2 separate regions of the Mus musculus genome follow, and region 2 is linked to region 1. The links are chromatin loops, found by intact Hi-C in ENCODE. Cell type or tissue: heart. All regions are shown on one strand. Links, peaks and the distances in the headings refer to the core of each region. The heading gives the core; the rest is flanking DNA. Region 1 overlaps Cep126 (centrosomal protein 126). Region 2 overlaps Yap1 (yes-associated protein 1).

Evidence for each region. Peaks named below come from ENCODE experiments on the same cell type or tissue, not always from the same donor. Only the 100,000 strongest peaks of a DNase experiment are listed, where the experiment ranks them.
Region 2: it touches region 1 in a loop (2.7-fold over the local background); 2 of 42 quality-filtered maps call a loop at or near these places.

The regions. Positions count from the first base shown.
Region 1 is chr9:8,066,460-8,083,116 of GRCm38, reverse strand. Cep126 (centrosomal protein 126) reads left to right here. Exons shown (of 11, transcript NM_001045524.2): 10 at 3,558-3,622; 11 at 6,171-6,485. The coding sequence ends at 6,233. Among named protein-coding and RNA genes, the nearest start is that of Cfap300, 32 kb to the right of the region's middle. In heart, for the core only: a CTCF peak has its summit at 8,580; no DNase peak of the experiment used is centred there.
Region 2 is chr9:7,972,378-7,989,034 of GRCm38, reverse strand. It overlaps Yap1 (yes-associated protein 1), which reads left to right. Exons shown (of 9, transcript NM_001171147.1): 3 at 15,124-15,239. Among named protein-coding and RNA genes, the nearest start is that of Yap1, 24 kb to the left of the region's middle. In heart, for the core only: a CTCF peak has its summit at 10,299 (motif pointing left); no DNase peak of the experiment used is centred there; H3K27ac peaks cover 1,498 bases.

The DNA.
Region 1 (16,657 bases), core at 5,574-13,573:
GCGTGCGCCACCACACCCGGCTTGGCTTTCTATTATTTATGTTGTTATTGAAGATCAGCCTTAGTCCATGGTGATCTGATAGGATGCATGGGATAATTTCAATATATTTGTACCTGTAGAGGCCTGTTTTGTGACCAAATATTTGGTCAATTTTGGAGAAAGTACCATGAGGTGCTGAGAAGAAAGTATATCCTTTTGTTTTAGGATAAAGAGATATCTGTAGATATCTGTTAAATCCATTTGTTTCATAACTTCTGTTAGTTTCACTGTGTCTCTGTTTAGTTTCTGTTTCCAGGATCTGTCCATTAATGAGAGTGAGATGTTGAAGTCTCCCACTATTATTATGTGAGGTACAGTGTATGCTTTGAGCTTTACTATAGTTTCTTTAATGAATGTGGATGCCCTGGCATTTGTAGCATAGATATTCAGAATTGAGAGTTCATCTTGGAAATTTTTACCTTTGATGGGTATGAACTGCCCCTTCTTGTCTGTTTTGATAACTTTGGGTTTAAAGTCAATTTTATTCCATATTAGAATGGCTACTCCAGCTTGTTTCTTCAGACCATTTGCTTGGAAAATTTTTTTCCAGCCTTTCACTCTGAGGTAGTGTCTGTCTTTGTCCCTGAGGTGGGTTATCTGTATACAGCAAAATGTTGGGTCCTATTTATGTAGCCAGTCTGTTAGTCTATGTCTTTTTATTGGGGAATTGAGCCCATTGATATTAAGAGATATTAAGGAAAAGTAATTGTTGCTTCCTGTTATTTTTGTTGTTAGAGTTGCGATTCTGTTCTTGCGGCTATCTTCTTTTAGGTTTGTTGAAGAATTACCTTCTTGCTTTTTCTATGGTGTCATTTCCCTGCCTGTGATAGAGTTTTCCCTTTATTATGATTTGAAGGGCTGGATTCATGTTACTTGGCCTCTTTCCCTTACTGCTTTTAATATTCTATCTTTATTTAGTGCATTTGTTGTTCTGATTATTATGTGTCGGGAGGAATTTCTTTTCTAGTCCAGTCTATTTGGAGTTCTGTAGGCTTCTTGAGCATTTCTTTCTTTAGGTTAGGCAAGTTTTCTTCTATGATTTTGTTGAAGATATTTACTGGCCCTTTAATTTGAAAATCTTCATTCTCATCTATACCTATTAGGTATCCTTAGGTTTGGCCTTCTCATTGTGTCCTGGATTTCCTGGATTTCCTGGATGTTTTGAGTTAGGATCTTTCCATTTTGCATTTTTTTTAATGTTGTGTCCATGTTCTCTATGGAATCTTCTGCAACTTAGAATTCTCTCTTCCGAGTTACAGAGACAAAATTTGGAAGTGTGACGAAAGGATGGACCATCTAGTGATTGCCATATCCAGAGATCCATCCCATGATCAGCTCCCAAACGCTGACACCATTGCATACACTAGCAAGATTTTGCTGAAAGGACCCAGATATAGCTGTCTCTTGTGAGACTATGCCAGGGCCTAGCAAACACAGAAGTGGATGCTCACAGTCAGCTATTGAATGGATCACAGGGCTCCCAATGGAGGAACTAGAGAAAGCACCCAAGGAACTAAAGGGAACTGCAACCCTATAGGTGGAACAACAATATGAACTAAGCAGTACCCCGGAGCTCTTGTCTCTAGCTGCATATGTATCAAAAGATGGCCTAGTCAGCCATCACTGCAAAGAGAGGCCCATTGGACTTGCAAACTTTATATGCCCCAGTACAGGGGAATGCCAGGGTCAAAAAGGGGGAGTGGGTGGGTAGGGGAGTGGGGGGGGGGGTATGGGGACTTTTGGTATAGCATTGGAAATGTAAATGAGCTAAATACCTAATAAAAGATAGAAAAAAAAAAGAATTCTCTCTTCCATCTCTTGTATTCTGTTGCTGATGCTCGCATCTATGGTTCCTGATTTCTTTCCTAGGGTTTCTATCTCCAGGGTTGTCTCCCTTGGGTTTTCTTTATTGTTTCCACTTCCTATTTTTAGGTCTTGGATGATTTTATTCAATTCTATCACCTGTTTGGTTATGTTTTCCTGTAATTCTTTAATTCTGTAATTCTTTGTGTTCCTCTTTAAGGACTTCTACCTATTTAGCAGTGTTTTCCTGTAATTCTTTAAGGGATTTTTGTGTTCCTCTTTAAGGATTTCTACCTGTTTAGCAGTATTTTCCTGTAATTCTTTAAGGGATTTTTGTGCTTCCTCATTAAGGGCTTCTACCTGTTTAGCAGTGTTCTCCTATATTTCTCTAAGTGAGTTATTAATGCCCTTCTTAAAATCCTCTACCAGCATCATGAGATATTTTAAATCTAAATCTTGCTTTTTGGGTGTGTTGGGGTATCCAGGACTCGCTGTGGTGGGAGTGCTGGGTTCTGATGATGCCGAGTAGTCTTGGTTTCTCTTGGTAAGATTCTTACTAACAGAAACAGATGCCTTTCCCCATCTGGTAATCTCTGGTGTTAGATGTTCTAGCTGTCTCTGACTGGAGCTTTTTCCTCCTGTGATTCTGTTACCCTCTGTCAGCACTCCTGGGAGTCCAACTCTCTCTAGTGTCCCAGTGGTCACTAGTGTCCCAGTGCTTTCAGGCAAGCTCTCTTCTGGCGGGAAAGGTGGGCAGATGTCTGGAGCTCAGATCTGACTCCTGGCTGAAGATAAAGGCCCGAAGGGACCCTGTACAAGAAGCTCTGTTGCTTCTGCAGCCCGCATGCTCTCCTGCATGGACTAGTCTCTGACAGACCCAGGATACAAGATGGCAATCTTGCCTGATTCCCGGGGTCAGAGCTCTCTTTGGAGGCTGTTTCTCCTCTGGCGGGGAAGGTGCACAGAGGACTGGGTCTCAGCTCTGCCTCCTGGCTGAAGATGAAAGCTGGAAGGGACCCTGTCCAAGAGGCTCTGTTGCTTCTATGGCCAGTGCACTCTCCTGTGTGGACTGGTCTCTGAGAGACTGGAGATACAAGATCACCATATCATTTATGATACCAATTTCTGTACTTTACTGTATTTGAGAAGTATATGAATATAACCCAGACATGGTGGTAGAAGCCTTTAATTCCAGGAAGCAGAGACAGGTGTGGATCTCTGAATTCAAGGGTAACAGAGTTAGTTCCAGGACAACCAGGGGTACACCAAGAAACCCTATCTCTAGGGGGAGGAGAGAGAGAAAGAGAGAGAGAGAAAGAGAGAGGGAGAGAGAGGAGAGAGAGGTGGGGGAGAAAGAAAAAGAAATATATGAACAAATTATTTGTGGTTTTTTAAGAATTATTTATTTTATGTATATGCGTACAGTGTTGCTGTCTTCAGATATACAAAAAGAGGGCTCCAGATCTCATTACATGGTTGTGATATCCACCATGTGGTTTCTGGGAATTGAACTCACCTTCAGTTTTATATAATTGTTCCCAATCAAATTGCTCTTAATTTTGGACCTAGTATACGTAAAGGACTATTTCTGGGTTCAATAGGGAAAGAGTCCTATATTCAATTTTCAATATTTTGACTCATCAGAATTTCATTACTAATTCATCAGTGATTCTCTGTGCATAATTGTTTTTTGTGTCATGGTATGATTTTTTCAGATGTACAAGAAGCAATTCGCAAAAACCCTTCCATCAAAAATACTTTACAATTAATACCACTTCTGGTAAGTATTTCCTAAATTCTTTCTTTGGTTGGTTTATGTGAATATTAATAGAAATAAGAACCTTCAGAGTCAGGCTGGAAACATAGCTCAGCAGTCAGGGACACTTCTTTTTGCAAAGGACCAAAGTTTGACTCCTAGCACCTACATGATGGTTCACAATCATCAGTAACTCTAGTTCCTGGGGATCAGATGCCCTCTTCTGACCTCACAGGAACATGAGTGCACATACATGTGTGCAGGCAAAACACTCAGTCACATAGAATACAAAAAATAAATCTTTTTCACATGTAAGAACCATTGAAAGATAACATTGAGTGCCCTCGGTTCTGAAATCTTGATAGAAAGGAATAAAGTTGTACAAAGTCTACATTTCTCAATACTGCCTCTTGTGTAAAATGCGCCTGTGCTCGTTCTGAGCCAGGCCTACAGTGAGCAGCAGTGAGGAGAGGAAGCTGCCGCTGCCCCACCACCACCACCACCTAGGCACAGCTCTGGAACAGCCTTGTTGACATTCGATTGTTCCCTACTTGCTTGTGTTTTCCCTAAGTTTTTTTAATTGCCTAATTTGATATTTCCAGTGATATTTTTTCCTTCCTAATAAAAATTTAATGGATCCAAAATTTTAAAATTCTAAGTATCTTTACTTTGGCTCCTTCATTATGAGACTTTGTATATGTCACATTTTAAATACATTTTTTTTTCTCAAAGGATCTGGCTCCATAGAGAAATGTCTGTTAATGACCTAATGATCAAATCTGTAACACAAATGCTTACGTTTTTAGCATTTACCCATGCTTAACTGCAGTGATCTGTGAACAATAGTCCTATCAAGATGGGTCCAATCCACTAACAATGGGTAACCCTCTGGCTACATTAGGTCCAAATGTTGTTTTAGTGTCTTTTTGTTTTGTTTTTCAAGACAGGGTTACACTGTGTAGCCCTGGTTGTCCTAAAACTTGATCTGTAGACCAGGGTGGCCTCGAACTCAGAGATCTACCTGCCTCTGAATCAAAAATGCTGGGACTAAAGGCATGAGCAACCACCACGTGACTAATGTGATAGTTTTTTATTTAGAATAGATGATTTTCTCCTACCATACATCCTGACCACAGTTTCCCTCCCTCCACTTCTCCCAGCTCCTCCCCTCCCACCTCCTCTCTCCCTCAGATCCATTCCCCAACCGTCTCCCTTCAGAAAAGATGAGGCTTCCAAGAGACAACAACCAAACAGGACAGAAGATACAGTAGGACAAGGCAAAGGCCCTCACACCAGTGCTGGGCAAGGCAGCCTAATAAGAGGAAGCATCCCAAGAGCAGGCAAAGTTGTAACTTTGCTTTAACGCTGGAAAGAGGCATTCTGGTCCCTGCAGCTTCACCCTGTTGCTCCCTGGGAACTTGTCCTCTAACCTGGCACTCTTTGGGGTCTCCATTGCTCTTGCCACCTTACCTGCCTTTTTCCAGGTTATTCTTCAGGACATGACTGCAAGCTTCCATCTGGGAGGGCTATTTCAGCCCAAGCTTTCTCCATGTTGGCCCCTCTACAGTCTTCCCAACTCTGGCTCGTCTGTGCATCTGGCACTCTGATAGGGCAGAGCTAGAAAAAGAAGGGAGCTCCTGAGGCAGCAGGTGAACCGTGCAATATAACGGAGTCGCCAGGAGACCACCAAGGCCCTACAGTTGCGCAGGTGTAAATTATCAAAGTAAAACAACCCTACAAATCTTAGAATTTTCATTTTAGAGTATCTTATTTAGTTTTAAAATAAAATTAATTTAATGAATTTTTAAGAAGCAAGTTATTTCTTCGGCCTAAAATATATGTTAAACAACCCCAGAATCTTATATGACTTTCGAGTGTTTCTGTAAATAAACAAACAAGGAAGGAAAGAACAGATGACAAAAGCATTCCTCTGCATTGTATTGTGTTTTTTGAGACAGGACATCATATCGCTAGTCATGAACACTTGGTCCTCCTGCCTCTCACTTCGCAAGAGCTGAGATTATAGGGTGCACAGCACACCTGGCTTCAGAAAGCTACTCCTAAGGATCTGGAGAGGTGGCTCAGTGGTGAAGTCCTGCTGTGCAGCATGAGGACCTGAGTTCAGATCCCTCGCACCCACATAAAAAAGGTCTCTGGATCATCCCTTAGGCTCAGAAACAGTCAGACCTCAGGGCTCCACTGGCCAGTCAGCCAAAATGGTGATCTTCGGTTTCAGTGAAAAGACCCTGTCTCAAAAGAAGAATAATAATTAAGTTGGAGCCTGCACGTGCACATGCAGACGAGCACATCTGCCCACTCAGAACCACAGCACTCACACAGTCAAAGGAAATTCCTCCAAAGCACATATTACCAATAGTAAAATATGAAAAGTGTGAATTATTACTGTCCATAGGATGCCCTACAAAGAGCAGGATACAGCATCGTTGAAATTGATGCATGTACTATTTTGATTTGAGTTTTAGTCTTCTTAAAAGTCATGATCTGAAAAGAGAATGACCTGTGAACATCTGCAGATGTGACAGTTAAGAGAACCCTCTGAACTCTCTTACAGAGCAGCCAGCCAAGGGCAAGTCTGTCTCCTGATGTTGGATCCACAGTGCAAAGAAAATACTGATGAGCTGTGATAGTCACTACTTAGTGGAATCATTATTTTTGAGAATTCCTGTAAATAAGTTCTGTAATTCTGCATTTATTAATGATTTAAAATACTAGACTTTTATGTTTATAAAAGTAAATCATAATGTACTTAATGAAAATGAATTTACTAGCTTATATTTATGCTACAAATTATACTTTATTATGTATTTTCTTGATACATTTTTAATGAATGAAATATTTCATTGTTTTCAATAAGCATGCTACTGGATATAAATTTTCTCTATTTAAAAATAAGAGACTATTTTATTATTCAAATTATGTATTAGGGATGATAGTGAATCTTTGTTTTCTGAAGTTCCAATAAATTTTGTACAAGTATATAAGAAACTTATTATTAATAACATCCCCATAAATAATAAAGCTATTTGTTTAAGATTTTACAGGATCTCTGCTTTTTATGTTACCATAATCTTACTAGATTGCATATTCATTTTATTCAAGGGTTATTAGTCTCCCAAAAAAACTGACATAAAAATTCAAAGTAAGGGCTAGAGAGATGCCTTTTGACATTTAAGAGTTCTTGCTGAAGCTGGGCGTGGTGACACACACCTTTAATCCCAGCATTTGGGAGGCAGAGGCAGGTGGATCTCTGAGTTCGAGGCCAGCCTGGTCTACAAAGTGAGTTCCAGGACAGCCAGGGCTACACAGAGAAACCCTGCCTCGAAAAACCAAAAAAAAGAAAAAACTCATAGATAACCCATAGATAGTTAGATAGATAGATGGATGGATAGATAGATAGATAGATAGATAGATAGATAGATAGATAGATAGTTGAAGCAAAGGCAAAACTTACATATTCTTTCAGAAGGGTTTATAAAATTATGTATGACAGGACCAGGTGCTTTAATCCAGCACTTTGGAGGCAGAGGCAGGTGTGTGTCTTTGTGAATTTGAGGCTAGCCTGGTCTACATAGGAAGTTCTAGGCAATGAAAGCTACATAGTAAGACCTTGTCTGTCAGGGTCCAGGAGTCTTGATCAATTTGTAAACTTAAGTATTTAAAAATTTGATCTTCCTTAATAAATGCTGCTGCTCCCATATTGGAAGACCCTGCTGTGCCCGTGTGTATTAGGGAAGAAACTAGTACTGGAGCTGCCCTGGTCATGTGGTATCAGTGTAGAAGTCCTAGGTGTTCCCAGCCACCCTCACCGTAATAATAGCATACTTAGAGAGATGTACAAGTACAATAATGACCTAAAGAGTCTAGGTACCCCAGTTTCCTCTGTTCCTAAGGGGAAAGGGAGAACTCATGGGGTAGAGGGAAAAGTGGCCAAGGTTGGAGAGAGGCCTATTGGCCAGGCAATAGCAGAAAGATTGCCGGGTGGTTTGCTCTTGCCTAGGGGCTGTCTTTCCTGAGTCAGAGAGATGGTTTCACACTTTGTTGGAACCAGTGATGTCTAAGGCTCTGTTATTGGTGGCCTGGACCATCATCCCAGGATCACACTACCAGATGCACAAAGACAGAGTCTCCAAGTCTTTCATGTACATTAGTTACACCATTTTTTATCTTAGTTTGAATGGGGTTGGGTTATTTAGGGTTTTTTTTTTTTTAGACTGACTCTCCATCCTCTGTAACTGAATATGATTATCCTTATCAGTGGCCCAGGGAGCTAAAGTTTCACAGCCCTGTGAAGCACAAAAGTGCACATCTTGTCCCCTACAGTTGGGGTCTTCATCTGAGGGACAAGGAAGGGTTGCCACACTGTTTTCCATACTCAGTCTTCATCTGAGTGACAAGCATATACCTGAAGGGCAACCAAACTGTTTTCCATACTCTGGATCCCATATTCAAAAGACCTAGAGAATGAGGGAACATACATGTTTACAGTCTTTGGGTGCCTATTCCATATTGGCCCAAACAATTTACATAAGCCAAAGGTGAGAGTGGGGGGACCATAGGCAGAAACACTGATAATTAGGCTCCCATCTGTAGTTCTAATCAAAGTTCATATGTGTTGTACTGGAGCATGTTCCTCAGCAGCCTGGGGCAACACAAAAGAGAAAACTAGTCTCCAGCCTCTGGTCCTGCAGATGTTGTGTGATGACCCGTTGATGGTCCAGATCCTGATGTTTGGGGCTTGTGGGGGTGCTTCAGATGAGAGTGATGAATCCAGGATTGGATCCCATCTACTTTCATAGCCATTGGGGTTGTCAAGATCACAAAATAGATTCCTTTTCAGCATGGGTCTAGGTTTCCTTTTTGACTTAGCATTTCAGCCTGTTAGGCAGACAGTATTAGGATATTGTCATAGGGGACCAGACAGGCTGAAAATGCTGGGCAATGGAGCATTTCAGCAGTTCCAAAGGTGATCCCTAGATGGAGTCTGTCAGCCAGGTGAAAATCTGCTAAGTCAAATATAGACTAGGAACAGAAGTTAAAATTGTCTAGCAATTGAGGAAAGTAAGGCATCCCAAGACCAAGGGGGGGAAAAAAATCCCATTTTTAAGAACAGGCAGATATATTTACCTGGAATCCATTTGATTTGTGGCAGGTGGATCCAAATCCTACAACTTTTTGATTCCCTGAAGCTTATGTGAATTTAAGTTTTCAGAAGAATGTACAGTAGTAGTCCCATTGTACTGAAATCTATATTTTAGAAAAAGTAATTAACAGGTGTCTCTAAGACAACATAGTAGACTAATGCCTTTGAGACCTAGTAAAAGTTATAGATTTGGGTCAAATAAAAACACAGAACATTCTTTTTTTTTTTAGTCTAGAGGGGTAGACATACAGATTGAACAGAGATCTGAATGAAAGATAGCCAGCCAGCTTAGTGGTGGTGAGAGAATAGAGGAGGTGACATGGAAGGACCAGACACAGGAGCAAGCTGGGGCCTTTCAGAGCTGCCCCCCCCCCCATGTGTTACAGAAGAGAGAAAGGAGTATGAGTCTAAGCAGGGCCCAATAAAAGCTCTCTAGAATCAGTGAGTCCAGGGTTAGAATGTAATTAATAAAAACAGTGGTAATAAGCCAGCAGTAATGAAGATATTTTTTAATTCTTTTCTAATCAATTGGTCATAAGATATAGGATGGAGAGAAGAAATGAAGGATGATCCATGGGTGTCTGTGGTCAGGTTAGCTGTGTGAATGGTTGAAGTCCTGAGATGGAGTATGTGAGAGCCAGAAGGTAGGGATTAAAAAAGCAAAAACAGATCTGACATTTTGATTTTCCTATTAGCTGTCTCATGGTGATGTGGCTAATGGAACGCAACCACCTGAGGCTGTGGAGATGTCCAGGCTGGGCAGCCACGAAGGGCCATGTCTGGGTCCATGGCCATACTACAGCTGGGGTCTGTGCTGATGTCTGTGGCCCAGGTTGCCATCAAAGGCCATCTGGATATCAGTGGTCTGGGCTGCTGCCAGAGACCAGGTTGCTCCCTGGAGGCCATGCTGACTCTACAGGGATGGAGTGGGGACACACGATAACACAGACTGGTCTGGGTAGCCTGTACTGCCTCCTGAAGCCATGATAACATCCTGGCCTGGGCTGCCACTGAGGGCCATGTCCATAGCTCTATCACAAACAGGGTCTGTGGTGATATCCAAGACCCATGTTACCACCAGAGGCCATGTGGATGTCCCTGGTCTGGGATGCTGCCTGAGCCCTGTGCTGAGGTGGCCCTGCCCATTGATGGCCACCATACTCAGGACAGCTGGCCTCTCCTGAGATGCACACACCCACTTTGCCCTTGCCTGGGCAAAGTGAGAGACTTGGCAAGCAGACCAACTCAGCTTCCACCCAGGCCCAGATCCAGGGCTCTGAGGTGTACCACCCCAACTATGAACTACTGAAGCAGGTGAAGGGGCTGGTCCTGCAAATCCAAAGCTGCAGGATCCCCATGACACGGGAAAAATGGGATGAAGAAATTGACTTATGGACTCGGATAGAGACAAAAGAGCTCAGTGAGAATGAAGTATTGATAGTGTAGCAGAACCCAGAGGCTTCAAACCAAAGACTCATTGCAACGAACATTTGTCAGTAAAGCTGTTTGGGCAAAGTGTGTACTGTGGGACGCACTTGTGGCACACTGCAGCTTCCATGACGAGATGGCTTTTGTTGTTTTTGTTATTTTGGGGCAGAGGGCAGATATGAGGAAATGGGAGATGCATAGGATTGGGCTTCATGATGTGAAATTCACAGAGAATCAATAAAAAGAAAGAGGGAGAGAGGGAAGAAAGGGAGGAAGTTCGTGTATTCCCCTGACTACTTGCTCCTGTACCCTATATTTCTTTTTACTAAGAAATTCTTTTTTTCCCAGTAGATTTTTAAAATTCTTATTTCTCTGTGTGAGAGGCAGAGATGAGAGTGGAAGGGAGAGAGAGAATGCAATTATGCAAAGCTGATGATGTTCACATCAAAGTCAAAGGATCAGTTCAAGAGCTGGTCTTCACCTCCTGCCTATTGAGACAGAATCTGTCCTGTTGCCTCTCCTACTTCCCAACAGACTAACTTGCACACAGGCTTCCACTGGTTGTCCCATCTGTCTCCCTGTGATGGTTTGAGCCCAGGGAGTGGTACTATTAGGAGGTATGGCCTTGTTGGAGTAGGTGTGACCTTAGAGGAAGTGTGTCACTGTGGGGGTGGACTTAGAAACCCTCCTCCTAGCCACATGGGAGCCCTTCTTCTCCTGGCTGCCTTCCAATCAAAATGTAGAACTCTTGGCTCCTCTCACATCATGACTCCCTAGACACCGCCATGCTTCCTGCCTTGATGCCTGAACCTCTGAACCTGTAAGCCAGTTCCAATTAAATGTTGTCCTTGGTCATGGTATCTCTTTCCCTGCAATGGAAACTCTAACTAAGAAACTCCCTATAGGAAGTCTGAGATCACAGATGCACACACCTACTGCATCTGGATTCACACCTGCATGCAGGAATTAAACTCAGGTTGTCAGGCCTTTGCTTTCAGGTGCTTTACCCATAGAGCCTTCTCAATGACCCTTCTACCACTGAATTCTGCTAACAGCATTATCTACATTCCCTGCAGATAGAACTTTGGCCTTGAATCCTAGACAAACTTGTTTAACATGCATTGCTTTCTTAGTCTTTCTAGGAGAGGAAAGAGGTGCTGCAAATTGGTCATTTGGAAACAGAGCTGAAGCCCAAGGTCTCTATCCATATTCATAAGCCAATTTCTTCATCCTTATATAGTTCTAGGCTTGTAGAGATTTTCTCAGACACTCGACGGTTCTCTTTGTGCACTATTACTGGCACAGGAGTTAAATGAACACCCGAGGTCATTATTTGCTCGTATATATTGTGATCCAACAGAAAGGCCTCTTGAAGTACAGGCCTAAGGGAAGCATGTTAACTCTTTCTTAATCTTATTTAATTTAATTTATTTGTCTAGAAAGGGCAATTAGAAGATGAAACATGAGGTAGTTTGAAATGAAACTTATTACATATTTTCACTTTTATGGTAGGGGGCAGGAAGGAAGGAGGGAGAAAAAGACAGAGCTTTCCACAGCACATACGCTGACAGAGAACAACTCACGGGAGTCAGTTCTCTCCGTCCATAGTGCATGCTCCAGGGATGGAGCACAGTTGAGTTTCTGGCTAGGTCTCAACCCCATGCAGCGTAGCTCACAACTGCCTGTACCTCCAGCTCCAGGAGATCTGTGCCCTCTCCTGACCTCCACAGATATACACCCAAGCATTTATACACACAGATTCACATAAATGATGTTTTTTTAATCTTTGATTTAAAAAACTAAAGAGGATGTTCATGTCCTCTGTAGAGCTAGCATTGTTTTTATCCCGGACCTGGACAGAAACACTCCCGTTACACAGGCCATGCTGTCACCATGCCTCCACCCCAGTCGCTGGCCTGGACCTGCCATGGAAGAGGTACTGCTTGCACACAAAGAATGACGGAATGATGGAGCCAGGCAACACTAATGACAATGATGGCAGTATAATAATAGTTCGCGTTTTTAAGCATAAACTAGTTTAGTACTCTAAACATTTCTCGAGCTTTTTCATTCAATTCTCTAAAAAATACTTTTGTAGATACAAAGCCTAAGGTACTGTTCTGGGAGACAGCATTCATCTTGCATCCTACATGAAAAATACAACAGCTGCAAAGGAAGTATCAACCAGATACTGAGCTTTTCTCTGTCTCCCCCTCCCCCCCCCCTCTCTCTCTCTCTCTCTCTCTCTCTCTCGTGTGTGTGTGTGTGTGTGTGTGTGTGTGTGTGTGTGTGTGTGTGTGTGCAAACATTTCACCTGCTGAGCCATCTCTTTGGGTCAAGAGGGTTGCCTCTGTGGAAATCCCTTGCTCTAGGATGTTCCCACTATAAACTGCTCTGTCTCACCCATGCTGTTCTCTTTAGTTCATTTTGGGGAGCTGAAAATATACCTTAAACCCCACATTCATGTCTAGCTTTGTTTATCTCAGATGAATAATGGAATGCCAAGCAGAGAAACACTAGCTTCTCTGGGATACCAACATCAGTTCAAGTACTTAATGAATTTGGAAAGGTACCTGGACTTGAAAGCAATCATGTGTATCCAATCCCTTCAAGAACTGCCTGGCTGGGTGCTGGTGGCACACGCCTTTAATCCCAGCACTTGGGAGGCAGAGACAGTTGGATTTCTGAGTTCGAGGCTAGCCTGGTCTACAAAGTGAGTTCCAGGACAGCCAGGGCTACACAGAGAAACCCTGTCTTGAAAAACCAAAAAAAAAAAAAAAAGAACTGCCTGGAACTTATAATTTCCCATTGGATAAACCAGGAAAAGACTGATTTTTCTTGTCTCTAGAAAGAATAGTGTCTGTTCAACTATGTACTTTTTAAAGGTTTATTTATTTATTTATGTGTATGAATATTCTGTCTTCCTATATGTCTAGATGACAGAAGAGGACATCAGACTCCATCTCCATTATAGAAGGTTGTGTGGTTACTGGGAATTGAACTCTGGCTCTCTGGAAGAACAGCCAGTGCTCTTAACCAGTGATCAGGCATTTTATTCAAGCAAAATATAAGATAAATCCAGATTCCAACAGGTCTTTGTCATCAGAGATCATTTCCTTTGTCTCTCTGGGTTTTGGTTTTTTGTTATTTGTTTGAAAATTCTTCATCTTTATTAACTAACTATGGCCACTTATGTTTGTCTTCCAGGGAGTCTAGCCTCTCATACCCCCTCTCAGAGCTCACCCTAGCTCCTCTTAGGTCTTAACTACTTGAAAATGATGGAGAGGCAGTACACACAATACCTCAGAGAAGGGTCTATTTAAAGACAATAAGACAACTGATAGCAATGATCCAGAGCATAAAACAGCCATTTGCCAATGGTCTCTATATCTCTGGAGCTTGTCATGTGAGTGAAGCAGAGTCATGGTGAGTCAGTGATCCTCAGAAGAAATCCTGAAGTGACATCCCACATTGATACCATCCTCAGAAAAAATCAGCAGAGTCATCAGTTGAAGAAAGGTGTTAGAGGTAAGAAACCATGTGCATACAGCAGGAACACAGAGCAAAAGACCTGGAAAGGGAAGGGAGGCTTGGAAAGCAGAAAAGTTTCTGGTTTTTTGCACTAGTTGCACTTTCTAGTGATAATGATAATATCTGTTTCTGGACCCTTTCATTTGGCGTTCACACTGGCTTCCTGAAAATCAGGTCCTGCTCTTTTGACTTTGGTGTTCCTGTGGTCTGATTAGAAAACCGACCCTTCAGTAACTGGAGGTGGTGGGCAGGGAGCTGGTGCCTGAGGAGCAAACCACAAGGAGAGAGGTGAGTTAGCTTGGGAGGTTAGATGTTTAAATTGAAGCACTTTTATTTAATTTTTCTGTTGAGTTATAAGGAAAATGAAATCTTCAATGTGTTGACTCCTTCAAGAGTCTACTTAGGCACTCTAGGACTCACCAGAATGAATTACTGTGGAAAACAATCAATATACAAATTTTTTAAACATGTATGAGTGTTTTGCCTGAGGGCAATGTATATGTGTGTGTGTATGTGTGTGTGTGTGTGTGTGTGTGTGTGTGTGTGTGTGTGTGTGTATACATACATATATATCACATGGATGCCTACTGTTGTGGGTTGTTTTGACATTGTTTGTATTTTGATGTTAATTTTGTTTCCTCAAGAGGGGTTGGCTCTGCCAAGCAGTCCATTGTGAATTCAGAATGATCTCATGTGAACCTTCTCTCCATTTTAATTGGTCAGTAAAGGCTAGAGCCCATGATTAGGCAGTGGAGGGGAAAGGTGGAACTGGAGGTTTGAGAGTGGGAGCAGGTAGAGAAAGAGAAGAGGACAAGAGGGGAAGGAGAGAGGATAGAGGAAGAGGAAACCATGATGGACCAAAACCACATGGCCAGGAGAAACTGCAAGCAGCAGGGGTTCTTATAGCTGGGGAATAAGTTGGTATAGTGTTATATCTGCCCAATCTAGGCTTATAGTTTATAATAACTGGATTATATATTTTATATGGGCTTATTGGGTTTGGAAATTCTAACAATAACCTACTACCCCCAAAATCCCCCCCAAAAGGGTGTTGGGTCCACTAGAACTGGAGTGGCAAGCAGTTAATTGTGAGCCACCATGTGGCTGCCGGGAACTGAATCTGGGTCCTCTGCAAGAGCAGCAAGTAGACAATCACAGAAACCGCTCTCCAGCCACCTCATTCATCATTCAAAGTTGTATATTCCTGGCCTGGGTCTTGGTTAGTGAAATGCTTGCCTAGTAAGCACAAGGTCTTATGCTCAATCCCCAGCACCAAACAAAATTGGATATGATGGCACGTGCCTAGAATCCCAGGACTGAGGAGGAGGCAGGAGGATCATAAGTTCAAGATCACCTTTAGCTACATAATGAGTTTGAAGCCAACTTATGCAACATGAGATCCTTTCTAAAAATAATTTTTCAAAGTACTTATTCCTGAACTTCTTGGGGTTCACCATTTCCTTGTATTTGAGGATACTAAGGTATGTGTTAGTTTGAAGCTTATCATGGCTCACAGTTTTGAGGTGTCAGGCCATGACTGCAGACACACATTGTATTAGGCCTCTGGTGGCAGGTTAGCAGCACAGCAGAGCACAGCAGGAACATTATACAACAAAGCAGTACACCTGATGGCCAGAGTGTGAAGGGGAGGAAGAGGGGAGCTGGGATCCCACTGTTTCCTTTGAGAATATGCCCTCAGTAATTGGAAGGACTCCCACCATGTACTGTTAGCAACCAGCCTAGTGAATAAACCTTTAGCATATAGACCCCTGAGGAACATTCTATATCCAAACAAGAGCAAACTGCTTTCTATTTGGTTCCATAAGTATACCTTCTTCAACTTCATACAAGTCATTGATGAAAATGTTGAATGGGATAGAGCTTAAATAACAAGTCCTCTGGGAGAGCAGGGGAGATGGCTCAGTGTCTTATTAGGGTTACTATCACTATGATGAAACACCACGATCAAACAACTCAGGGAGGAAAGGGTTTATTTGGCTTATACTTCCATATAGTTGTTCATCAGCAAATGAAGTCAAGACAGGAATCCAAACAGAGCAGGGACCTGAGGCAGGACCTGATATAGAAGCCATGGAAGGGTGCTGCTTACTGGCTTGCTGTTCATGGCTTGCTCAGCCTGTTTTGTTTATATATATAAAACTGAGGACTATCAGCCCAGAAATGATCCCATCCAAAATGGTCTGGGCACCCCCTAATGAATCACTAAGGAAATACCCCCACAAGCTTGTCTACACCTTGATCTTTTTTTTTTAATATTTTTTATTATTACGTATTTTCCTCAATTACATTTAGAATGCTATCCCAAAAGTCCCCCATACCCTCCCCCCAACTTCCCTACCCACCCATTCCCATTTTTTTGGCCCTGGCATTCCCCTGTACTGGGGCATATAAAGTTTGCAAGTCAATGGGCCTCTCTTTCCAGTGATGGCCGACTAGGCCATCTTTTGATACATATGCAGCTAGAGTCAAGAGCTACGGGGTACTGGTTAGTTCATAATGTTGTTGCACCTACAGGGTTGCAGATCTCTTTAGCTCTTGGATACTTTCTCTAGCTCCTCCATTGGGGGCCCTGTGATCCATCCAATAGCTGACTGTGAGCATCCACTTCTGTGTTTGCTAGGCCCCGGCATAGTCTCACAAGAGACAGCTATATCAGGGTCCTTTCAGCCAACGCTTGCTAGTGTATGCAATGGTGTCATCGTTTGGAGGCTAATTATGGGATGGATCCCTGGATATGGCAGTCTCTAGGTGGTCCATCCTTTTGTCTCAGCTCCAAACTTTGTCTCTGTAACTCCTTCCATGGGTGATTGTTTCCAATTCTAAGAAGGGGCAAAGTGTCCACACTTTTGTCTTCGTTCTTCTTCAGTTTCATGTGTTTTGCAAATTGTATCTTATATCTCGGGTATACTAAGTTTCTG
Region 2 (16,657 bases), core at 5,806-13,805, 94 kb after region 1:
ATGACCTTGCTAAGTAGACAAAACTGGTCTTGAATTGGGAGCATTGGAGCAGCCTCTTCCTACTCTGTAGTATTGGGGTTGCAGGTGTGTACCACCACACCTGCTTTATGTGTTTTTTTTTTTTTTTTTTTTTGGTTTTTCGAGACAGGGTTTCTCTGTGTAGCCCTGGCTGTCCTGGAACTCACTTTGTAGACCAGGCTGGCCTCGAACTCAGAAATCCGCCTGCCTCTGCCTCCTGAGTGCTGGGATTAAAGGTGTGCGCCACCACGCCCGGCTGTTTATTTTTAAAATAGTCTTGTTATATGGTTCCAGGCTGACCTTGAGCTGTCAGTCTTTCCTCTCCTGTCCCCTCAACCTCTGAAGGTCCATCTGGAATTAATTACAGACCTGTGTCACCATGCTGTGGAGTCACCATGCCAGGGTTCTTATTTACTTCTTTGATCGCTTTTATGAGACTTACAAATATCAGCATAGCTCTTTGCATCACTGCATGAATTCAGTGAATCTTTTCCACCCAAGATTTTACCTGGGGACTCCTGAGGGTCTGTCAGTCAACCCAACTCTATCCTTAGCAGTATTTTCATTCTGAGCCGTGATTTAAGTTTCCCAAGCTGGCCTTGACCTTAGTCTCAGTCTCCCACATGACTGGGATTATCGACTCGGACCACCAGGCCTGGCTGGCTAAGTTCAGATATTTCTATAGCAGTATGGATCTGTTGTTTGACTAGACTACAGGCTTAACTGTTGTACTATGAAGAAACATGAGGTTGTTAAGTAATAGTGTTGCACAGTGTTCATGTGCCTAGGCAGGATCTACAAGGATGTGCATAGGAATCAAGTGTCTGGACTCACTCAGAATGCAATTGCAGTGGGACATACAGCATATGTATCTTTATTTGTACTTATTTACTAACATTCTGTATCCAAACCTATCAGGACCCTCCTGTCTCTGCCTTCCACCTCATCAGTGCTTGGGTTATAGGTATGCACCACCACACACACTTTTTAATGTAAGTTCTGAGGAACCAGACTCATGTCCTATTTCCTACAAGGCAAACTTCACTAACTTAGCTATCTTTGAGCTTAGATTTCCTTTTATGAATTTGATGAGTGAGAGGATCCTAGTTGTTCTTACTGGGGAGTGGTGTGGTGTTTGCCTTTAATTCCAGGACTCGGGAGGCAGAGGCAGGCAGATCTCTCTGAGTTAGAGGCCAGCTTCGTCGACAGAGTGAGCTCCAATACAGTTAGGGTTACACAGAGAAACCCTCTTGAAAAACAAACAAAACCAACTAACCAACCAAAGATTTCCCTGAAAGTGTCATCTGCAATGCTCACCCCTCTGAGTGATGGGGGGTGGTCTGCTTCCATCCTCAGTACACACTGGCGTCTGGTGCTCTGTCCTGCCTTGTCTCCATGGTTACAGAGTTAGGAACTTGCTGGTGGTGAAGATCCCACTTACTCATCCTGCACTGTACTGTTGTGATGTGTGGCCGTCAGGTTTGAGAATTAACCCGTCAAACTCTGCTAAGGACTTCCTGAAGGCATGAGGTTGCCACACACCTTTTTGAAAGTTGGTATCTCTGAGCCTTCCAGTATGTGGAAATCGTATGAACATCATCATTCTTGCTTTCTAGTTTTGATGCCAAAAGTACATTAAAGATTTGGAGTCAACCAGCGTGGTTGGAACTTAGTTCTGGTGTTTATTGTTCCCAGCTTCAGGCTCCAGAGGCTTAGCATTGACAGAATCAAGTTAATCTCGATTGATTTATTAATCTATTATTATAAGTCCCATCCTACAAAGTTGTGGAGTGTTCGTTTTTTCAGTTGATGACCCTGTAGTGTTATTTGTTGGCAGTAAAGGAGTTGAGCTTGTTAGTTTAGCAGGTTCACCCACATGTATACGGGCAGAGAACTTGGGCCCTGATATGTCTGTGACCTTTCATTTGGAATTCTTCCAATCTTACTATATGCTTGAAATTTCCATAATTAAATTTTGAGGCAGAGGTATTTATGAAAAGTAGTGTTTGAAAGGATTTTTGCTTTTGTTGTCTCTTTCCCTGTGTGAATACACAGTAAAAACAAGTTCAGTCGACAATGAGACTGTAGAATTCCTAGCATACACATGTATTCTTTTCCCCCACATAGTCAAAATTTCTTTTAAAGGCTTGAAAATATTCAGAGTAATCAAATTTCTTAATACATAGCACAGTTTTGAAGTCTAGACAATTATATAATCCTAAATAATACATTATATTTCAACATTTTACTTTAAGGAGTAGGTATATAACTAGGTTCTACTTTGTGTGTGTGTATATTACACCACTTTCATATATATATATATATATATATATATATTACAATAATTTCTATTATTATTATTGTTTTTTGAAACAGGTTTTCTCTGTATAGTGCTGGATATTCTAGAACTTTCTATAAACCAGGGTGGCCTCAAACTCAGACACCCACCTGCCTCTGTCTCCTGAGTGTCAAGACTAGAGGCCTGCGTCACCACACCCACACCTTCTGCACACCTCTCCATCTACCCTCTGGCCAGGCGATGCCTTCTGAACAGCAAATCCATTACCATAACGTGAACAGTGATGTGAACTGTCTAATCAGCACAAGCCATCTATATTGTAGTTTCCTAACTATCTACAATTTTTTGTTTTGCTTTGTTTTGCTTTGTTTTTCGAGACAGGGTTTCTTTGTATAGCCTTGGCTGGAACTCACTCTGTAGGCCAGGCTGGCCTCGAACTCAGAAATCCCCCTGTCTCTGCCTCCCAAGTGCTGGGATTAAAGGTGTGCGCCACCACTGCCCGACAGGACAGCTATCTACAATTTTAACTTTCTGCTGATATAAACAAAAAATCTCAAGCAGCCAAAAGATATAGTTAGAAGAAAATGCAAGGCCATTTAACTAAAGCTTTTGTTTCTTAAGCTGTAAGTAGTGTAAGTAGTGTTGGGTCATAGTTAATGAGGTGCACATTCAGGCTATACCAGCTTAGATTTTCTCTAGAACATAGGACTACCCTAAAAACAAATCTGCCAGAGATTGTAGTACATGCTGAATATCACCCAGCACTTGGTGACAGAGGCAGGTAGATCTTTTATGAGTTTAAGGCCTGGTCTACAAAGCGAGTTTCAGGCTAGCCAGGGCTATACAAGAGAGACCCTGCATGGGGGACAGATATGGAGATATATTAATTAATTAATTGACTAAGTATAAGTAGCCAAATATTCGTACTCATAGTTGATTATTGAGTAGTTTCCCTAAGGGGAAAACAAGCATTTTATGTTTTTTTAAGAAACTGATATGGTATAGATGAATGGTGGCTGTTTGTTCATTTTAATTCATAGAAAGCCTATAAATGAACTTTATTGTGTTTTTCCTAAAGTTGCTGGTATTATTTAATACATTTACAGTTACTAAGATACTTAAGTTGGGTGATCACTTTTTATATCTGCAGATCTGTGTATGTGCTGTGTATACTATGCCTGATTTGGCAGATCAGCCTTAGATATTTGCCCGTGTGCATATTAATGTTCTTGCAAGTGTTACTACACAGTACTGTTATATAAAAAGATGTTTTACCTGTGAGTCTGTTTGATGGAAAGCGTGGGCAGCCTCTGTCCATCTAGACTGCTGCTTTTCAGCAGTTAAAGTCTATATATATTGTTTTGGGTTTGTCTTAGAAGAGCTTTTTATAGAGTAGGGCAGAACTTTCCGTATCTCCCACGGGTCTCATTTTATCTTGTTAAGTGATTATAAGTACTTGCTAAATTAATTAAGCCAAGACACCTACTATGTCCTTCAAAATAACTGCTGGTTCAAAGGCTCCCTAGTAATTCAGATGTGTACATTCATTTGTCAAGGAGCGGTGGAATGAATGGAAAATTCTCAAAATTCAGTAAGTCCTTGTTATCTGTCTACTTTTTTCTGTCATCAAACAGGGTCAAGCTAGAGGTAGACATAGTTTTAGAAGCCTCAGCAGATAGGCAGCCCTTCACTCCCATCTCCTTCCCCTGTCCTAGGCTTCTACTACTCCTGCTAGATAAACATTTTCTGTATCATTTTATACAGATACATGATTGTGCATGAGAGTACCACGAAATCGTTAAGGAGCCATATAAATGTCCTCTTAGTTTTTTAAAGGAGAAGTTTTACTTTGTCTGAAAAGCAGTGATATTTTAAACATTTTTAGCTTCACATATAAAAATTTTACAAGCCTTTCTCAGTTTGTATATAGAATTAGCTCAAGTTTCATCATGGTCTTAATGTGGAATGTCTTTTCTGTTATTGTGTTAGTAAAGGAATCAATTTTAAATAGAGAAAAAAGTTCTAAGGAAAGAAACTTGCATTCTGATACTTGTGTCTCTGAAAATACTTTGAACAGTCTCCTAGTGCCTTACTTGATTTTATTCTGGTGCCTCTTCAAGTACGGATTATACTTGTACTTTCAGGAATACAGCCTAGCATTCTGGATGGCAGTTTGTGCATTGCAGCATTATTTATCTATTTTTGTAAAGGGTTGCTAATCGCCTGGTGCCTCCCTGTCTGAGTTGTGTGCTTGTCTGTCTACGTGAAATCACTTGATAGGCTCTCTCATCTCCAACAATGTTGCCTGTATTTTTAGTTCACCACCCTGGCTGAAAGTGAAATAATTTAATAGAAACATTTAGAGATCAGCAGCTTACTTTGAATAAGGCTGATATTAAGCGGACCTTTTTTAGAATAGGTCTGTGTTTAAAAACCTGTGACAGTATAGTTATGAAATATAATTCATTTATCCTACCTTTGGCTAGGACATATACACAGCCTCTCTTTAACTGTTTCTAAGCATGGGCTTTTGTTTAAAAGAAAGATTAGTGTGTCCATGGTTTTTTTTTTTTTTTTTTTTTTTTTTTTCTTTTTTTGTTGGCAGGATTTTACTCTGTATCCCAGGCTGGTTTCAAACCCACAGTGATTCTCCTGCCTCAGTCTCCTGAAAGCTGTGGCTTCAGGCATGAAACAGCACACCCTATTTACCCAGTCTATCCCTGTATTTAGATTTGAAGTCCTACAGGCTCTTGACATTGAGGAGGCTTCCTAAAGCCCCTTGAGCTGTTCTGCACAGGAATTGGGAACTGGAGCTCACATCTGAAATCTGAGACGGTGACCTCTAGTGCAGTGTTACTTCTGAGCCAACCCCTGCTGTTTCCTAAGAATAGCCTTTCTCCAGCAGTGGGTCAGCACCCCAGATACACTTGTTGCTCGCTCTTGCTGGGTTCTGAATGGATATGAGGGGGTGAGAGGAGGTAGAGAGGCTCAGAAAGGTTCCCTGACACATTGAAAATGCACTAATGTTTGTGACCTACCTCTCCCTCTCCCTCTCCCCAACGTGAGTTCTGAAAGTAGAAAGAGGCTTCTGTTGGTAGGTGAAACTGAGAAGAAAAGAAATACCTAATAAATGTGTCATTTCAGTCTCATAATAAGAAACTTAAGCCTTATAAACAATGAACTGATAGGGAAATTGAGCCTAAAAGGAGTAGTGCTTGAGGCACATAACTTTAGGATGTCTACAAGGCATTTTTAATACATAATGCTTTGATTCTTTGAGAATTTCATTCAATGGATTTTGAGTATATTCGTCCTCACCTCCTCCCAGACTAAGACGTTTGTAAGTTCTTGGGGACAGGGTCTTGCTATGTAGTCTAAGCTAGCCTGGAAGTTACTGTGCATGTGGGTCAGACGATCTTGAACTCTTGGCACACCCTGCAACCCCAGCACATGAGAGGTGAAGGCTGAGTTGTGCATCCTCTGACCTGGCATGCCATCACATTGGCCATGAGTATTTGTTCGTATAGCATTTCTTCAGCTCTAATATGTATAGCTTTGATATTTTACCTCTGAAGTTTAGGGTTTTCTTAATGCTGGGCATGAAGGGCCTGTTTCAAAGTCAGGAGGACACAAAATAGAGAAGCCTACCTGATAATATCTCTAGTGAGCTGAGAGGACTTTTATCTCTCTGCTCTCTGGCTAACAGAACCACAGAAAGCTGGCCAATGTTGGCAGGATTTTGAGACAGCAATCTGGAACCCAGGTACCTTCCTGGAGTCATAGCATATACTAATGTGTAATTTGTATTTCATTAGCATTAGCTCTTGATTTTTGCTGAATTTCTTGTTTAGTCTCATCGCAGCGATTCAGAGATGGAACAGGACACTCTGCCAGGCCTGGTCAGGGTTGCATCCAGATCCCAGCACTTGATACTATAAAGAAATCACAAAGTAACTTCCTGTACAAGGTTGATAAGTTAGTTGGTCTTTCAGTGTCGCTAAGTGATTAAATTTCACTTGCTGTAATCAATATAGACTCTACAGGAAGTGACCTGACATCTTCTCTACACAAGGGAGTTGGCATTGACCCTGATGGACGTGGAGAGAGCATGGCTAAGGGATTAAGGACTTCATGATTCATCTCTCGACCGTGCATCTTTGCTTCCCAAAATGGACTTCCAAGCAAGCAGATTGTTCTGCTGTTAGCTTTAGAATTTTAGTGAGAGCATTTTTTCTTTTTCCTATTTATTATATTTTGTAGATACCATTTTTAAATTTTTCTATGCTCTTATGATACCAGTGAATTGTCTTTAAAATGCCCATGCGTCTGTCTGTTGGTTCTTTATGGAACTTAACACTGAAGAGCTCTCACTCCAGACTTCACTCTTGCCAAGCTTGGTGCTTCCTGCCTGTAATCTTGGCATGCCGGATGCTGAGATACTGCCATGAGAGTATGAGATCAGCTTGGGCTACGTAGTGAGTTTCTCTTTTCTTTTCTTTTAATTTATTTATTTTATTTATAGAAGTACCCTGTAGCTGTCTTGAGGCACACCAGAAGAGGGTATCAGATCCATTACAGAAGGTTGAACTACCGTGTGGGTGATGGGAATTGAACTCAGGACATCTGGAAGAGGACTCAGTGCTCTTAACCACTGAGCCATCTTTCCAGCCCAGAAAGTAGCCGCCGCGCCCCCCCCCCCCCCAGGAGTTTCTTTTCTTACAAAGATTTATTTATTTTACTTTATGTATATGAGTACACTGTAGCTGTACAGTGTGCTGGTTGTTCATATGGTTGTTGAGAATTGAACTTTTAGGACCTCTGCTCACTCTGGTTGGTCCCGTTTGCTCCAGTCCAAAGATTTATTTATTATTATACATAGTACACTGTAGCTGTCTTCAGATGCACCAGAGGAAAGAGTCAGATCTCATTACAGATCTGATTACAGATCTCATTACAACCACTATGTGGTTGCTGGGATTTGAACTCAGGACCTCTGGAAGAACAGTCAGTGCTCTTACTCACTGAGCCATCTCGCCAGCCCTCACAGGGAGTTTCAAGACAGCTGGTGCACAGGGTGAACATTTCTCAAACTCCCTATCATCTTATATATGTATTTATAAATATTTAATATTTAGTATAAACCATTTGTCTCATTAACTTCATGGTTATCCTTAACTGTTTAGAGTAGTGATTTACTCTGACTTAGAATTTTTTATGGCTTCTTGTTAGTTTGCTTGCTTGCTTGCTTACTTGCTTGGTGTTTGTTTGTTTGAGACAGGGTTTCTCAGTACAGTCCTGGTATTCCTGGAATCACTGTAGACCAAGTTCTGCCCTCCAACTCAGAGATCCACCTGCTGTGGCCTCGGCCTCCTTAGTGCTGGCGTTAAAGGCTGTGCCATGGAATTTTAAGTTCTACATGGTGAGCGGTATGCTGGCCTTATAAAAAAGTGTTGGCTCTGGGTTGACTTAACAGATTAAACTTGCTCTACCTGCAAGCAGTCTCTGGTTTGCTTATGAACAGCCACCAATATAGGCTTTTGGGGAGCCAAGCAGAGTACTGACTGGAAAGCTGAGGTGAGGGCATCTGTTACAGCTGTTTCTACAGGAGACAAAAGTCTGCAGATACGTCTCAAGTCAAAGTCAAGGGCAAGACGCCCAGTGGCAGATAAAGGATCCTATGAGTGTTTAAAATTTGGGGTTAGCCATATAACATTAGAATCATGTTGAGATGTGATGTAGGTTTTGTTTTTACTGTAATTTAGTTTTTGAAACAGGGACTAACTTATCCCAGGCTAACTTCTAGGGTGTGTTGTGGAGTCTATATCTTGCCAGGAGTGTTGTGAACTCCTGATCCTCTATGCTCCAAGTGTATGTGCCCCTACCCCACAGTAGACTGGAGGGGTTTTTCCTTGATTGGCTCTGTTTTCAACTTTTTTTGGGTGTTCACATGAATGTTCTGGGAGGTCAGAAGACAGTCTGCTTTGGGGAATGGGTTATCCCTTCCATTGTGGCTTTTTTGACCAGCCCTTTTCCCTCTTGCTTTCCCTTCTTTCTTTTTTGTCTTCTTTTAATAGCCTCCCAATTAAACCAGGCTAGCCTTTAACTTGATAGACTCCTTAGCCTCCCAAATGTTGGTTTTTGCATGACATCTCTTCTGAGAATGTTTTTTTAAATAGTGTCTTATGTTCTCTGAACATCACACTATTGTCTAAGGTCCTTATTTTCTACCTATTGTATAGTCTTATTGTACAAGTAACTGATGTTTACTGTGGGGGTGGGGAGTGGAAAACACTGCGAGGTGAAAAGAATAAATAATTCCTTATCGCATGGCTCATGGATATCACTTGGCTGTGTATTTTCAGGCTGTTTGAATTATAGACTTTGGATATTACCCAGTAGTTCTTCAGTAAAAGGTCACTGTTCCTCTCCCACTAGCAGCTCATGAGTAGAGTACATCCAAATGTGACCTTGTTTTTAGTCTCACCCTGGAGTGTAGGTATTGTTTCCCTCAATGTGTATGTTATGTTGTGGTTTGTAACTTAGTTTTCATACTTGCTTATGTTTGTTTGTGTGTGTGCCCACATGTACACTGAGGCAGAGAGATTCTTCACTTTCAAGGCTAGCCTGGCTTAAATCTGAGACTATGCCCCGAGAGTTAAAAAGCTGGTCTAGTTAAAGCTTGTGTGCTTATGTGCCCCGATGTAGAGAACAACTTTAGGAGTCAGTTCTCTCCTACCAAGTGGGTCAGTTGACTCAAACTTGAGTTGTTAAACTTGGCAGGAGTGCCGTTGCCCTAAGAACTGTCTCACTAGCCAGTATTCCTTTTACCTGGCTGCCTACCAATGTTTGTGTATACCATATTTTGCTGTTGGTTTGCTAGTGGACGTTTGAGTTGTCTCCCCATGAGCTACTGTGAATAACACTGCTTTAACATGAGCGCACAAGAGCCTGAGTCTTTCCGGTGGGTCTAGAAATAGATTGCTGAATCATGTGCTGATTTTGTGTTCAGTTTTATCTTGAGGAGCTTTGAAACCTTCTACTTAGCAGTGTTTTTCATTTCAGCAGTGCACAAAGCTAGCGCTTGCTTCAGATCTTGGAAGACATGTAGTTTCTTCATGGCAGGCATTGCAAAGGGTGTTAGAACTCTCGCAGGTAGGTCTCTTTCCTTTTCTTGTGTTGGGGATGAAGCCCAGGGAATCACATGTTATAAGCTGTTGCTCCGCTACTGACCTATACCACTATTCTGTTTTGAGCTCTTATCTTCCTCTGCGTGACAGACACATGAGGAGTTGAGAACGATGCAGACTTTTTAGGAAGTTCCCAGTAGCATCTTTACCCCTCTCCCACTCTCCTACTCGAAGTGCTTTTCCTTCCTTTAAAAGTGTCTGATGTCAGCGGTGCGGTTTGGGCTCATTACTGAGTAACAAGCCTGGAATCACATTGTTTCTTTTTAAGAAAGTGAATGATAGACTCTCATCCAAGCCAAGAATGTAGGGCTGTTATGTAGAATATTAGTGAACTTTCAACACTAAATTTTAAATACTGATTAATGTCTTCCTTTTGTCTGATGTAAGTTTACACACTTAGTAAATTAGAAAGGGAAAAGTCACTTTGTAGTTGCCTAGAATCAGGATATTTGTTCAGGTAAAATACTAGGACCCTACCCAGTTTACAACACAACTGCAACACAATCCTACCACAATTGACATTATTTATACCTTTCTTCTCTGAGCCTTCAAGTCAGTGACTAAGAAATCGCACTACATTCTGAAACATACTAACACTGCTTTGCAGGAGACAAAGATGATCTATGAGGTAACTGAATGCTAGGACTTAACAACAGATTTTCAATCTCTATAAGCAAGCCATTAGTTTTCTTTTTTAATCCTACATCAAGTTCTTGCTGTCCTTGCAGAGGACCAGAATTGAATTCCTACACCCAATCTTCTATAACCCCAGCTCCAAGGGATCTGATGCCCTCTGCTGGCCTCTAACACCATCAGCACATGCCCCATGCAGTCACACAGAGACATACTACACAAATTACAAAACTATAAAAATAAATAACCTGAAGTCACTAGTTAGGTAGAGAAAACAAACAAAACGTACATATAGTATGTAACTCCTCATCTCTTGTTCCCGTTCCCATGTTTCAGCTTTACCCCTCCCCCACACTCCTAAGCAAGCGCTAGCTTTGTGCATTGCTGAAATGAAAAACACTCTAAGTAGAAGGTTTCAAAGCTCCTCAAGATAAAACTGAACACAAAATCAGCACATGATCCAGCAATCATCAAATGTGATCATGACAACGCATGTGAGCATTGTCCCAGTGATCAGCCTTTCAACCAGGAAATACTTTTTTTGTTTGTTTTTGTTTGTTTTTCAAGATAGGGTTTCTCTATGTAATAGTCCTAGCTGTCCTGGAACTCACTTTGTAAACCAAGCTAGCCTTGAACTCACAGAGATCTGATCTGCCCCTGCCCCTGGAGTGCTAGGATTAAAGTCATTCACTTCCACACCCCGAAAAAAAATACTATTTTAATATTATTTTGTTAGGCTCAGTGGGAGCTGGTTTATTAGCCAAAGTTCATATGAATTGCCACTTTCCTACTTAGTGTCTCTTCTACCATTTGGGGAATGCTTAAAACCTAATAGACTCATCTGTCTTAGCAGTTTGGGTGGCTAAAATCTTGTATTGTTAGCAGTTAAAATGTCAGTGTAGCCGTAATATACAGTGGATGTAATCCCAGGTCTTTAGTAAGATGACTTCCCTTAAAGTATGTTTGGGAGCCGGCATGCCCAAAGGCCTTTATTTGCAGTAGATGTGAGCTAGTTCCCTGGGCTGGTCTGCTGTGGGCGGCCACCAAGAGCTGGTCAGAGCTAGTTCCTAGTTCCCTGGGCTGGTCTGCTGTGGGCGGCCACCAAGAGCTGGTCAGAGCTTGGATGGGCTGCCTAAACTTGTCTTCCTGGCCCTGCTCTAGGGCCTCAGGGTGGATTCCTGTCACAGCAAAGGAGGGTGAGGGAGGCCTGGGTCTGAATTGAACGTCCTTGCTTCTGACCTTCAGTCTCCCCTCCCGGACTGACAGACATAAAATCAAAAGTTAATGTTGCCTTTCATCTCTAAAACAAAGCTACTTTTTTCTGGCATGCTGTAGTTGCATTTAAATACCATTTACTCGGGCCTATCAGTTTATTTAACTCCAATACATCTGTGAAGCAGAGAGGTCCTAATCTGGCTTTTTTGTTGTTAAAACAGCATGTCTAGAAGTAGATTTAAGAGAATATTTAAAATTGTTAGGGGTCAACCTCTTTTCTTTCTTTTTGCTTCCTTCCTTTGGTTTTTGAAACAGGTCTGACTTTGGAGCCCAGGCTGGCCTGGAACACTAAGTAGCCCAGGCTGGTTTTCAGTTCATCACAGTCTTCCAGCCTCAGCCTCCTGCGTGCTGGAGCTTCACAGGATGCCACATCTAACTCTGTGTGTGTGTGTGTGTGTGTGTCTGTGTGTGTGCGCACGCGCGAGTGCATGCATGCATGCGTGCGTGTGTGTACTTGGGTGGATCCTGGAGTCTCAAGGAGTGCTGAGTGGCAGACCTGCTCTTAACAACCAAGCCATGCTCACCAACCCTGGTAAATCTGCAAGTTATTGGGAGACTCCACTTGGATAGACTTCCTGAGATTTTAGACTTCTTGGGGCTGGCACAATGACAGTTAGGGAAGGTCTTTGGAGACTTTATTTGGAGACTCATGAATCTTGAATTCTGGCTTTTGTTCTCAGCTCATGCTATGCTGACTCTGTCATTTTCTGTATAATAAAAGGGGGAAAAATCAAATTGTGAGCTTGGGAGAAGTGGTGTCGATTGATATATCATTATGAAAAACGTGTTGATTTGGAGGGGAACCATGTGACTGAAGATTAGGGTTTCTGCCCACACATTTTTGAGCACTTTACCGACAACCCAGGACTTTGAACTCCAGTCTTAGATTTTGATTTCTGACAATACTGAAAAACTTACCATAGAAGAAAAGTGTATAAATTGTCTCATCTTTATCAGAGAATTATGCTATGTGTCTCTCTGAGCCCTTGAGAGTTCTAAACAGTACGTGGTGAGTTCATAAAAGGATTGGCTATGGTCTCAGAACTGGAGCTGTAGGAGCACTAGGCTGGACTGTATATCCTTGCTCTAGAATCAGTAAAGCGCATAGGTTTCCCTGGACAAGAGTGTCCTCTAGCACGTGACTGTAACTAACATTCCACTCTTTCACAGTGTGTAGGTTTGATAAGGTACAGGGAACCTCCCTAGCACTACCACTAGGTAGACGCTCAACACACAAGCAGTCTTCACAGCCAGTTTCAAAAACAGACTTGCACGTTTTCTAAAGTCAGGGTCTCCCTCCCTATATATCCTTCACCAGATTCCTCGCCGGCCTGGAACTCACATCTTTCCGGGTCCTGGGATTAATGGTGTGCGCTAACACATCAACCCTAAGTCAACTTTGTAGTCAAGTCAGTCACTTGACTTCTCATTAGACAATTCACTAGTCTTATATTTAAGTGCAGATTTTCACACTTTTCTATTAAAAACTTGTGTGTACATGCACGTGCATGCATGTGTATGTGTGCGCGAGTGCCTGCTCATGTTATCTGCTTCTCTGCCCATTTTAGTCTTCCATTTCACCCACAGCCGGCCCCATTGTGAGATTCAGGGTAATGGTGTAATCTATAAACTTGATGAATACAAACATTTAAAACACATATTACATGTTTAATTTAACCTGGAAGTCACTTTCAAGACTTGCTATTAAAGAGGAAAGGAGTTGCACTGTGTTTGGGGTAGCCTGCTCTGGCAGCCTGCATCTCTGTGAACTAAGCTATCTCTTTATCGGGCTATGGTAGGGTGCTTTTCAACAGTTAAAACTACTTATATTTCCCAATAAAGATAAAATGATGTACACATAGGATGCCAGAACTATGTACATATCTGTGTAGTGCATCACTATGTAGATCAAGCTGGTGTCAAACTCGAGCTCTTCTTGCCTCTGCCTCCCAAGTACTGATATTAAATACTCCCACTATGCCCAGCCTTTGAGGGTCCACCTTTACATGTGTGGGATTGAACTTGGGTTGTCAGGCCTGTGTATGTTTAGCCCCCTGAGCCAGCTTACTGACTCCAAAATCAAGATTTTGAAAAGCACTAAGAGTTACTGGGCACATCTTTTGATTGGTACTTGCTTATTCTTTGCCTTGATTTGCAAATTGACCATGTTATGTTGTAAGCAAGAACTCTTTGTCCAGGCTGGAGAGATGCTCTTCTAGAGATGCTCTTCCAGAGGTCCTGAGTTCAAATCCCAGCAACCACATGGTGGCTTAAAACTATCTGTAATGAGATCTGATGCCCTCTTCTGGTGTGTCTGAAGATAGCTACAGTGTACTTATAGATAATAAATAAACAATTCTTTTTTTAGGAAAAAAAAAAAAAAAGAAGAACTCTCTGTTCAGAGGTTTCCTACAGTTACTATTTTGGGATTCTTTCTGAGGAGACAGTGTATCTGTGTTTGCTTGTTTTGTTTCCTAGCTCATAGTTAATTCTAAGCTTGATGTTGGTTGAATTAATTGACTAGAAACTTTCTTTTAGGTTTGTTTATTATGTATATCGTACTCTGCCTACATGTAGGTCTGCATGCCAGAGGAGGCCACCAGATCTCATTATAGATGGTGCTAAGCCGTCATGTGGTTGCTGGGGATTGATCTCAGGACCTTTGGTAGAACAGCCAGTGCTCCTAACCTCTGAGCCATCTCTCTCTAGCCTCTAGAAACATTTTTACTGAATCTTTGTGTTATCACTTTATCCCCTACCAGGTGACAGCCATCTGAAACCTCTAGACCTTTCTATCTCTCTTACACCTACATTATTCTTTTTCCTTTAATAAAAGATTTGTTTTTAAATTTGTGTGTGAGTATATGTATGTGCCCACAGAGGCCAGAAAAACAACAGAATTCTGAAGATCTGTAGTTACAGTCGTTTCTGACCCAGACTGCTTGATAGATGGGTACTGGGAAACTGGTACTTACTAGGTGAACTAGGCTGGCCTTGAACTCACAGAGATCCTCCTGTCTCAGCCTCCTGGGTCCTGGAATTAAAAGTGTGCACCACTATGCCAGGCTCACAGCCTTTTATAGGAGCCACAGGTCCAGTGGCTTTTAAATATGAAGTTGATTCTCAAAACTCTGGGAAGTAAATAAAACAGTCTCCACTACCCCTTTGTGAAGATTAAGCAGGTTGCCCAAACATACCCACGTAATCCAGATTACAGTCTTTGTTAGGGCTCTTTGGGGTTTTGAATTTTGTGTGTGTGCACTATACTTGTGAATGTGTGTTCACATGTGCACTCTTGCATGTATGGAGGAGGCCAGAGTTGACATTGGATGTCTTCCTCCATTGCTTCCTGTCTCGAGACAGGTTCTCACTAAGTCCTGATCTTGTCTTGACTGGACTGGCTGGCCACTGAGCTCTAGGGAGTCCGTCTGTTTCCCTCCCTCAAGTATGGAGGTCAGATCTTTATGCTAGTATGGCATCTCCCCTGTCCCCTGTAGCTTGGGTTTTAACATAGAGACTTCTAAAAGGACACACACTTGTTCAGTGGTAAAGCACTCAGACATCATACCAACAAATAGAAATTACCGGTAATTCAGTGACTTGTCCAGGGTGGGAAGGCAGAGTGAGCTCTGATTCTGCTGAGGATTCAGCCATTCTCTGTATGAGGCTTCTTAGGGGTGACGGTTTGACTTTTACTCTGCTTTGTCTCAGTCACAACGATCAGACAACAACATGGCAGGACCCCCGGAAGGCCATGCTTTCGCAACTGAACGTTCCTGCGCCTGCCAGCCCAGCGGTGCCCCAGACGCTGATGAATTCTGCCTCAGGTGAGCACCACCCTGTTGGGAGAGCCACGTGCATGCTGTTTGTATCCTTGTCTTCCTTTCTACCCAGAGCCAGTTGAAGTTAAAGTAGCATGCATTTAGTCTTAATCCATTGAGGAGACTGATAATTGGACAGGAGTTTTCTAAAGCTCAGGCTTCCTGTAGTCATGTGGTTGTAAGTTGTTTGGTGTTTTTACTTTTGGTTTTTGACATCATATTTGTTTGTTGTGTGTGTGTGTACTTACACAATGGCATATGACAACAGCTTTAGAGAGTCTGTTCTCCTACCATCACGTGACACTCAAGGATCACACTCAGGTCGGTAGACATGGCAGCAAAGCACCTTTACCCCTGAACGCCCCCTTCCCCAAAGCATTCCTGAGATGGTCTAATGTAGTGATGGCTGACCCAGAAGCCCCGCTCCTCCTGCCTCTACCACCCTGTGAGTTTGTGTTTGAGTGCTGCTGTCTTCCGTCCAGGATCTATGATGGCCTTGACTCATGCATTTGTAATATGAATAGAAAGCACGTAGTTTATTTTAATGCTTTAAGGATGAGAAGAGCACAGCTGTATGGCACGATTGCCTTAGGGGTGTTAGAGTCCAAGCTTTGGTATTCAAAACTCCCTTTTTATTTGTTTGGTTTTGAGATGGGATCTGCCAGAAACTAGCCTCAAACTTGCCTGCCTCTGCCTGTTTGTGTGCCATCTTGCTAGATTCAAACTCTTTTTAAAGCAGATGTTTGTATTACCTTGACAGAACCTATAAGGATACTGTGTGCCATAAACCACTGAGCACCTACCCCTCTTACTTCTAGATGTAGCAGCATGCATTGCTAAACCGTCTTCACTGCTGGGTGCAGTGAGGGGACCCTTTAATCCCGGTACTCAGGAGGCAGAGCTCTGTGAGTTTGAGGCCAGCCTGGTCTACAGAGTGATTTCCAGAACAGCCAAGGCTCCATAGTGCACGCTGTCTCAACCAAACAAAAGCAAACACAGTTATGTGACTACAGCTTTTCCTTGTTTGCATAATGAGCAGTAATCCTACTCACTAGAGGAGAGATGGATGCTACAGGAAGTTATCGATTCATTTAAAGCCCTTATGTGTTTAAGTTTCTTTTCTGTATATGAGATTTTTTTATTTGATTTTTAAATAATGTTTTTAGTTGAAATGTATAGGTTTTGCCTGTATGTATGTATGACATACCATGTACATAGGTGGCCATGGAGGGCACATCTGGAAACAGCAGTTAGAGATGGTTATAAGCCACCGCATGGGTGCTGGGAACCCATCCTGGTTCCTCTGCAAGAGCAGTAGGGGCTTTTAACCCCTGAGTCATCTCTCCAGCCCCATAGAAAGAAAGCTTTTGGCTTAAATGACAGGTAGTAAGCAAAAGCCTCTTCCTTGCCCCCAATCAGGTGCA